Regions from separate parts of the Homo sapiens genome. Here region 2 is linked to region 1. A link is a contact called in ENCODE Hi-C or POLR2A ChIA-PET data. All regions are on one chromosome and are shown on one strand. The core of a region is the stretch at or near the end of the contact, and the rest is flanking DNA. Distances in the headings are between cores, read along the strand shown.

What was found. Hi-C counts contacts between places; a loop is a spot of excess contacts on that map. ChIA-PET counts read pairs that join two places held with the same protein, here RNA polymerase II (POLR2A).
Region 2: a map of PC-3 shows a loop between it and region 1 (5-fold over the local background). The contact joins two enhancer-like sites. A Hi-C loop is called at or near these places in 1 of 168 maps with a recorded cell type or tissue (PC-3). POLR2A ChIA-PET finds 5 or more read pairs at or near these places in 1 of 52 experiments (BJ).

Annotation. Positions count from the first base shown.
Region 1 is chr7:81,297,083-81,301,432 of GRCh38, reverse strand. No RefSeq gene overlaps it. Among named protein-coding and RNA genes, the nearest start is that of SEMA3C, 380 kb to the right of the region's middle. Within about 2 kb of position 2,117, at least 3 of the 41 ENCODE cell types and tissues checked have a DNase peak (open chromatin) inside an H3K27ac peak, as active enhancers do.
Region 2 is chr7:81,408,485-81,412,834 of GRCh38, reverse strand. No RefSeq gene overlaps it. Among named protein-coding and RNA genes, the nearest start is that of HGF, 360 kb to the left of the region's middle. Within about 2 kb of position 2,219, at least 3 of the 41 ENCODE cell types and tissues checked have a DNase peak (open chromatin) inside an H3K27ac peak, as active enhancers do.

The DNA of each region.
Region 1 (4,350 bases), core at 868-3,367:
TAAGCATTTTGTGAAAAGATTCTTAAAGGGGACCTCTACAGAAAAAAAAAAGATTTTTAAGTAAATTATTTGTTTTCAATATATACTGTATGTTTATACTTTTGTCTTCTATAAACCAACAGTAGCCTCAGATGATAGATGATACCTTTTTACTTCTGCTTTACTTGAACTGTAAAAAACATTTTATCTTATCTCAACATTGCATACTAGTCCTAAACTAGTAAACAGAATTTAAACTATAAAACTATAAGGTTGGTGTACAGTTATCTAAGGGACGTAACAAAAAGTAAATATCAGTGAAACAATGCTCCAACTTCAGGGCGTACATAATAATATTTCATAAGGGGTGTTTGATGTTTTCATCAATGATAAATTAGACACCACACAAATTTTGGTCTCAGAGCTATGAGCAATAGCTGGCAGGAAACATGTTCAAAATTCAAATTGGTCTTGGTTATCAGGATCATAAATAAATGTAATGGGATTAAGTTACGAGGTCACTGTAATACATCTCAGGAGGAATAAAACAACTCAGCAAAAGAGGCCATAAATGCAACCTGACTAAAGCAGCAAAATTGTTTAATCTATACTATACTATTTATTAGACACCGTCCTAGACACAGATCAGAATTCAAAGTGAATAAGCCATGGCACCTACCCTCAAGAGTTTTTTTACTGCAGGGAGTGATAAATAAATAAAATAAAATGCAAGTTGAAAATGTTTTTACATGCTGAAAAAGAGGCATGCAAACAACAGCAGCACAGTGGGGGAAAAGAACTACGAATGAGATCAGTAATATGTGATCTTCCTTTTAGCTTCAGCACAAGCAGCCATATAGTTATTACCCCTTTATCCTTATTCCAAACTGCCAAGAGAAGCAAACAAATCACATTCATTAATCCAAAGGGTTGGATACCTTTATCCAACTATGCTCCAGTTAGCAATGGATGGAGAAGGGAAAAATAACACAAAATAGTGTACTTACAGAGGCAAATTCCGAAGATGGATGACTGTGCAATACCTCCAAGAAAACTGAAGCTGGAAAAAGGTGCTTCTATATATTACCTATGAATGCTGAAGAGAAAGGGTGAATACGTGAAGTAAGACACTTGCACAGTCATTAGATTCCTAAGGATATTATCAGCCATTGAGAAGGCAAAGAAGATGTTGTGCTTGAATAACAGAGACTCTTGAAAGAGAAAAATCAAATTACAACTTTCAAGAGATTAACATGAAACTTGAGAACAATGTTAGTTCTGTTGTTGAGCTAATTACTCAGTGAGAGAAGTTCAATGATAATTCCTGGTTTTGATGAGAACTTCACTATTATTTATGTAAGTAAATTACACCTGAAACAGAGAGATTTTTCTTACAAGGTCAAAAGCAGTTAAAAGACATCCATAATAAATAGCAGAGCTAACTAACAGAAAACGGAGCAAGTAGAAAATGTTAAACAAGTGTCTCTGACAAAAAGACCTGGAGTCAATGGTTGCTAAGGAGTCATAAAATAGGTATGTGGTAGAAGGAGTAGGAGATTCTAGCACCTACATCAAATTCCCCCCTTATCCTCCAGAAAGTCACCTAGAAATCTCAGCTGAGATGATTTGCCATTCTGCCCAGTTATGAAGAGACGACTAGATAATATGCTTCAATGTCCCTACCAGAATTGTTTCTGTGAAGAAAAATAAAATGTGTCAGATCAGTCTTTCGAGTAGCAACTTATTCTTTATTATTATTTTAGTTTTTGACTTTATAATAGGAAGGTTCCCTTCATGGCACCAAAAAAGTCCTACAAGTGCATTTTCCATAAGTTGTTTGAAGACATCTATGTTTGGACAGTTAACAAGTCACTAGGGAGTTCATGAGTAAGAAAAGGCACAGCCCTGACAGTGAGCCCATGTTTTTGTAAAGAATGCCTGCCGTTTAAAGGTCATAGGCTGAGAAGCTGTGGTTAGCAAAAGAAATTAGTCATGAAAACACAGTACAGCCCAGCAGGGATTTATTATGCATGAACCACTTCCATTTTTTGTTTATTTAAAATAAGCTAGATTGTGAAAGTGTTGAAATTTCCTCGTGGCACATAACTTTAGGGGAGTGCCCTCCTCTCCTCCTCAGCACATCGTGTTGATTGAGATTATTTGGAAGATATGACTGCTGTCCAAAACTAAAAGTAAAGCAAGGATTTCAACACATGGGAAATTCCAAATGCATAAAAAGGAAAATTACCACACCTATAACTGAATATTCAGTTTGTTTTTTAGAAAATCCGTGCACATATACATAGATGTTTTAAGATAAAAGTGGATATGGCTCCCCAAGCATGAATGAGAAATGCTAAATTTGGTTACAACAGGCTTATTCAGAATTATGGATTCTAAGTGGGAGAACTTAGAACACACGTTCAGCATTTTTTGGAGAAATAATTTTGAAGTACCTGTGATACTTTTAACATACTAACAAGCTTTGAAGGAATTTAATAAAGGGCTTAAAATTTTCAAAAAAAGTTTCAAATTACTCTCTTGAATCTGTAGTTCATTTGTGTTTCCTCTTTAGCTGTCTCTATGGTTCACATTCAGCATCTTGTTTCCAAGAGTGCATGTGTGCATCTCTGCTGTTTTATTTCAATATCATTTCAATGGTGTACTGAGAGAATGAGCACCTTACCTTGGAGTGTTTGGTTAAAGATCTGATATCACATTATCATCTCAATTCAAAGTTCCATTTTGTATTCTATAATACATATTATTTTGCAACTCTAAATGATAAAAGTTTTGAAAGTCTAACCTATATTTCTATTAAATGAAGTGAGTATGTTGTTTTCAATGTGTTTTATCAGCTAGCACCCCCACCTCATCACCAAATTGCTCTCTCACCTAGGAGGTGCCTTTTCTTAAAATACAGAGATCTGTATTTTAGAGATATTCCTTTGTAATTTTAGATGGCAAAATCCCTAAAGGTGGTATTAGAGGATATTAAATATCTTCTAATATTAAATCAGGAACACCTTGTGGAAATGAGTTTGTATAAATCTCTCCCTTTGAGTCAAGACTAGAATGGCAGAAGCATATGGAAGAACTGAAAGTGAAAAAGGACTGAAGTAGGGAGAAGGTTTAACAAAGGAAATTGAGATATAAAACCTTGTAATGCAAGATGATTCATTATGACATTTATTCTTTGATTAAGACATAGTAGGATATACTAATAAGTCATGATATATTAATACAGTACATACTCTATAGTAATCAAAATCATAAGCAGTATATATGAATCTCAAAGACAAAATGTTGAATAAAAGAAGCTAGAAACAAAAGAGTACTTACTCTATGATTCCATTCATATGAAGACCAAAAAGAGGTGAAGGTAACAGAATTGAAACAGAGGTGTAAAGTAAGAGAATTCAGAAATGTCTGATTAACCTTTGGAAGCAAAATTATGACTGAAAGGGAGCATGCTGGTAATATTCTATATTTATCTATACCTATATTTATATCTATATCTAAACAACTAATTTGTCTTAAAGTCTCTGAGTGCCAGACATGGCAGGCAGACTTGAAGATGGCCTCCTTTGGTTATCACCTCCTGCTATTTATACTTTTGTGTATTTCCTTCCTTGAGTGAGAATTGAACCCAGAGAGTTATTTTTAATGAATAAAATATAGCAAATTCCTTTTATGATTATGTTACATAAGATTGTGACTTCTGTCTTATTAATAAACTCACTCTCTTGCCAATTTTGATAAAGCAAACTGCCATGTTGGAGAGACCCGTTTGACAAGGAACTGAGCGCAACCTTCAACCATTTGCAAGGAAGGAACTGAGACCTTCAGTCAAACAACCTTAAGTCATGCCCAGATTCCTGTCCCTTAGAAACTGTGTTGTTTTGAGATGGCAAGTGTTGGGGCAATTTGTGATGTAGCAATAGATGTTACATTAAGCAGAACATTTCAGAAGCCACATTAGCCAGCAAGTTGCTAGTTCTGGATAATTGAAAACTACTTAATGCTGTAAAGCAGATTATTTGAAGTTAATTTTTTACTGCAATAATATTTTATTATAAGTAGGTGTGCAAATAGTTATATGGAATGTTTGCTTTGGACTATGGGGACTTCCAAGATGTGAGACTTACAGTTTCAAAACCATAACAGTCTTGGGAAAGCCAGGACAGTTAGTCACTTTACATATTGACTATGAAATGATTTTTACTGTTTATTTTGTTTTTCGAACCTAACAGGGGCTTACTATTGGTTATGTAAGTGAATATTCAAAGTAAATTTTCCAAAGTAAATATTTTTCATATAAAACTGAGACTCAAGAAAAGGAAGCTATAATTTTTTCTTGTTTTCTTCTCT
Region 2 (4,350 bases), core at 970-3,469, 110 kb before region 1:
GCAATCACTAAGTATAGCTTATACACTATACAAAAATAGACGAATATTATCATACATCATGGAAAGCCATGTTATTGGAATTTAATAACTTGACATAAGGACACAAGAAACAAATATCTCTATTTCTAGTAAATTACAAAGTTTCATTTCCTGTAATAAATCCCACATAAAATGATGTGTATTTTAAAAAGGTTCAAGTATTATAACTCAATGTAAACTCCATTATTCCCCATTATTCTTTATGCTTAATATTCCTTTACTGCTTTTTTGGGATATAATTGATATACAAAAATTCACGTACCTAATGTGTACAATTTGATGAGTTTGGATCTATGCAAACACCAAACACCCATGGTACTATCACCACAATCAAGGTAACAGACATATCCATCACCTCACAAAGTTTCCTTATATCTATTGGGGTAGGGTGCTGGTAAGAATACTTAACAGAAGATCAACACTCAACATACTTGATCTTATGTTAAGAATACTTAACACTCGAGGTGTACAATACTGCAATACTGAATTATTACATTTAGGCACTATGTTGTACAGCAGGTCTCTAGAATTTATTTACCTACTGATACGGTTTGGCTCTGTGTTCCTATCAAACTGAGGCAGGAAATAGGGTATGGAGGCTGGGAACATAAGGCCAATTCACACTTCAGCTATAACAGGAAATATCCTCTCCATAGAGCATACACCAAGTAAATAACTTTGTAACTTTATTTCATCCTCTTCATTTACATAGAGCATACACCAAGTAGAGGGTACTTAAACTCCCTAAAATTCCATAAGGGGGACTTTAAGCCCCTATGCTCAGGCCTACTCCCACACTGTGGAGTGTACTTTCATTTTTCAGTAAATCTCTTCATTCCTTCCTTGCTTTGTTTGTGCATTTTGTCCAATTCTTTGTTCAAGACACCAAGAACCTGGGCACCCTCCACTGTTAACAACATTGTAATTCCCCAGTGTTGGAAGAGTGGCCTGGTGGAAGGTGACTGGATCCTGGGGACAGACTTACCCCTTCCTGTTCTCATGATAGTTCTCAAGCCATCTGGTTGTTTAAAAGCCTGTAGCACCGCCCGCTTAGCTCTTGCTCTCTTCTGCTCTGGCCACATCAGATGAGCCAGTTTCCCCTTTGCCTTCCACCATGATTGAACGTTGCCTGAGGCCTCCCCAGGCATGCTTCCAATAAAGCCTGCAGAACTGTGAGCCAATTAAACCTCTTTTCTTTATAAATTACCCAGTCTAAGGTATTTCCTTCAGCAGTGTGACAATGGACTAATACACCTACCATGACTGAAACTTCATACACATTGAACAGCAATTCTGTTTTTCTCTTCTCCAGCCCCTGGCAACCACCATTGAACTATCTTCTTCCATAAGTTTGATTAAACTGATTCAAAATGTCTTGAAAGTATAATTTGGCTCTCTCTTTAGACCAAAAAGCCTGGACCTCTCACACAATCTAGGAAAGTGCAGACTTCCTTTAGAGCAGCTCTTGCTCCCACCCCTCCCCCGACCCGTCATCTGTAGCCTTGCACCACCCCTCCATGTTTCTCTTGAAAAACAGGGAAACAGTGTCATGCCAGGATTGTATTATAGAACAATGTTCCATCCTTCTTGTTGCTATAATGAAACTGACATAGAAAGAACTTATTTCAAAGGATAATGAAAAGTTACAACAAGCATCATTCACTAGAATCTGCAAGTCCACGTTGTGTGAATGAGTATCACTGTCAATTAGTAAGCCTTTCTGAAGCTCACATTGAAATAATTACGTATGTGTTAGTGTTTCATGATAGTGGTTACAGATCTACTTCGGTTTGCTTTCATTTTGTTGCTTTCATATTAAGTGCAATTCTAAAAATCAAATAAAAACAGGTTTAAACTTGAGGCGGCCCATTTGATGTTAGGTGGATGGGTAAAATTTGTGTTTTCAAAGACTCATTGAATATCAAACACAATATTGAAATGCCTAAGGTAAATTAAAAAGATAATATCTTTCTCAGCCTCAGAAACGGGGAGGAATTTCCTGAGGACAATAGTTTGAATTGTTATTTTCATATACAAATGTATTACAATAATTGCAAGTAATGTGAAACTCCCTCATCAGCAGACCAGTGTTTCGTGTTTCCTGAAACAATGGAACCACAGCCATAAACATATTTCACCTCTTGTTTGGCTTGCCTCCATTTGGAGACACAGGCAGGTATTCATAAGGCTCTGAGATTTGGAAAAGACAAACAGCAAACCTGCTTGGCAGAAGCTCAAGTTCTCTTTTTATTGGTTTTTGAAGAACTTAACCTTGATTTTAAAGCCATATTTGTGGCAAAGAGAGTTTAATCTGTACTATACAGAATTGTTTATTGTAATCTTAACCAAATATCATTTTATAATAGATGTTTTGTCCAAAATGTCAAACATTTCATTTTCATAAGGCTATTTTGCTTTTTGTTTTGAATAGCAAAATTAATTCTTTAAATTTTTGCAAGAATTCCTGACATCTGACTATTTTAAAAACCAAACAAATATTTTCTGAAATAAAAAGTTTGGATACTCATCCTAGTCGTACTTTTTAACATATTTGGTGAAAACCATGACACACGTAAACAGGAACATGTAAACACCACCCAGTGACTATTAATGTGGTAAAATAAATGTTATTATTTAACAATGTAAAAAAAAAACCACCAAAGTTATTTGTTTATCTACAGGAAAAAAGAAAACTTTGCAATTAAATTTTAAATAAATGGGAATAGAAGCTTTTTAAGAATTTTTTCTTCCATTTTTGTCAACAGTTCTAAAGGGAAATTATATTGAGTATTTTGGGGGAAAATGTAAGAAACCTCATTGAGAAATTAAGTCGAGGCATCTTTAAATTTTCCTGTAGTTTCCTTTGTTTCATTTTTTGGGGGGGACACATAATATATATTCTGCCCTTCAATATTAAAGATACAAATTACCTCAATTTAATTTTGATTTAAAATTTAAGTTCTATATTACTTTTCTCAGTTCAGGATTTTGAATATACTGAAGCTATTAGCTTTTGTTTTAGTATTGCCACTATCTTTGTTCAACTTTCTTAGCACTCACTTTTGAGGCTCCCTCAAACTTTGTTGGCATTTGACTTTTCCATTCTCCTCTAATTCTTGTTTTATAAGCATCATCTGGCTTTTCTACCCGGTAAGGAACCAGTAAAATTCAGCAGGCTTTTTTAGCCAAGTTCATCTCAGTCATTCATCAGCACTTGGAAATGTTTAGGCACAGAAAAATGAAATTAATTGGAAAATGTTTCTAATGTTAAAGGTTTTAAATACTTCATCATAAATGAATAGTGGCTAAATTTGCAATCAGATGATAAAACCAGAAAATATAAAATTATTCTAATGAACATATGGAATAATGAATTTTTGCCTTGCATGGCTTTTCAATTAAGGTTTAAGTGATAATTTGGGGGCTCCTTGTCAATAACTTGCTGATTTCTTTTAGTGAAATATGTAGATTGGCTGCAGATTTTGATCAGAACAAGGTATTTGCAGGTCATTTTCCCTTTAACAATATCTTTAGAATACTCTTTCCACAGCCAATCTTCAAATAATGGGGGTTTAATGAATTTCACTATTTTCTTATTGTGATGTGTATGTCTTCTCTCCATTTTTTTCTGCCAATTTATTTCTCAATTCTTTGACTGACCTTCCTTAGTCCCTTTGCTTGCTCTCTTTCCTATGCTTGTAACAAAAGACTGGCTTTAAACTGTGTTGCAAGATACATCTAGGTACATTAAAATTTTAGAGAGTTTATTTGAACAGACAGTGATTCATAAATGGAACAGTACCAGAATGCAGTGGTTTGGGCTCCACCAAAGGGCCATAAGGGAAAAACTTTTATAAGGTGTTCGAGGAAGCAAGACATAGAAAATATTTGATTGGTTAAAGTGGAACAGTAGCCTTAAAGTCTCTAGTTAGAGGTTACTTGGCAGTTTCTGATTGGTTGAGCTTAAGTTTCATTTCCTAGCATATGACCATTTACTGTGAATGGGGTTTGTTTGCTTAGGTAGGAACCCAGGGCACCGGAGCTGCCTCAGTCTATAATGGCTGCCTTATTAATTATTTTAATACCTGCTTTAGGCTGCTTTTTAAACATTTTTGCTGAGAACACATTTTCTATACATTTGGCTTTCTCTAGTACCACTAGGTTCTAACTTCCAAACCCCAACTTCCAGCATAAACTGGAACTATTCTAAAATATCTTATTATCATCTTCAAGCATCACAATTGTTTCTAACTAAACTCATTTCTCATTTTCCCTTCTAAGTTCACCACCTCCACTACATCCTTTTGGTCC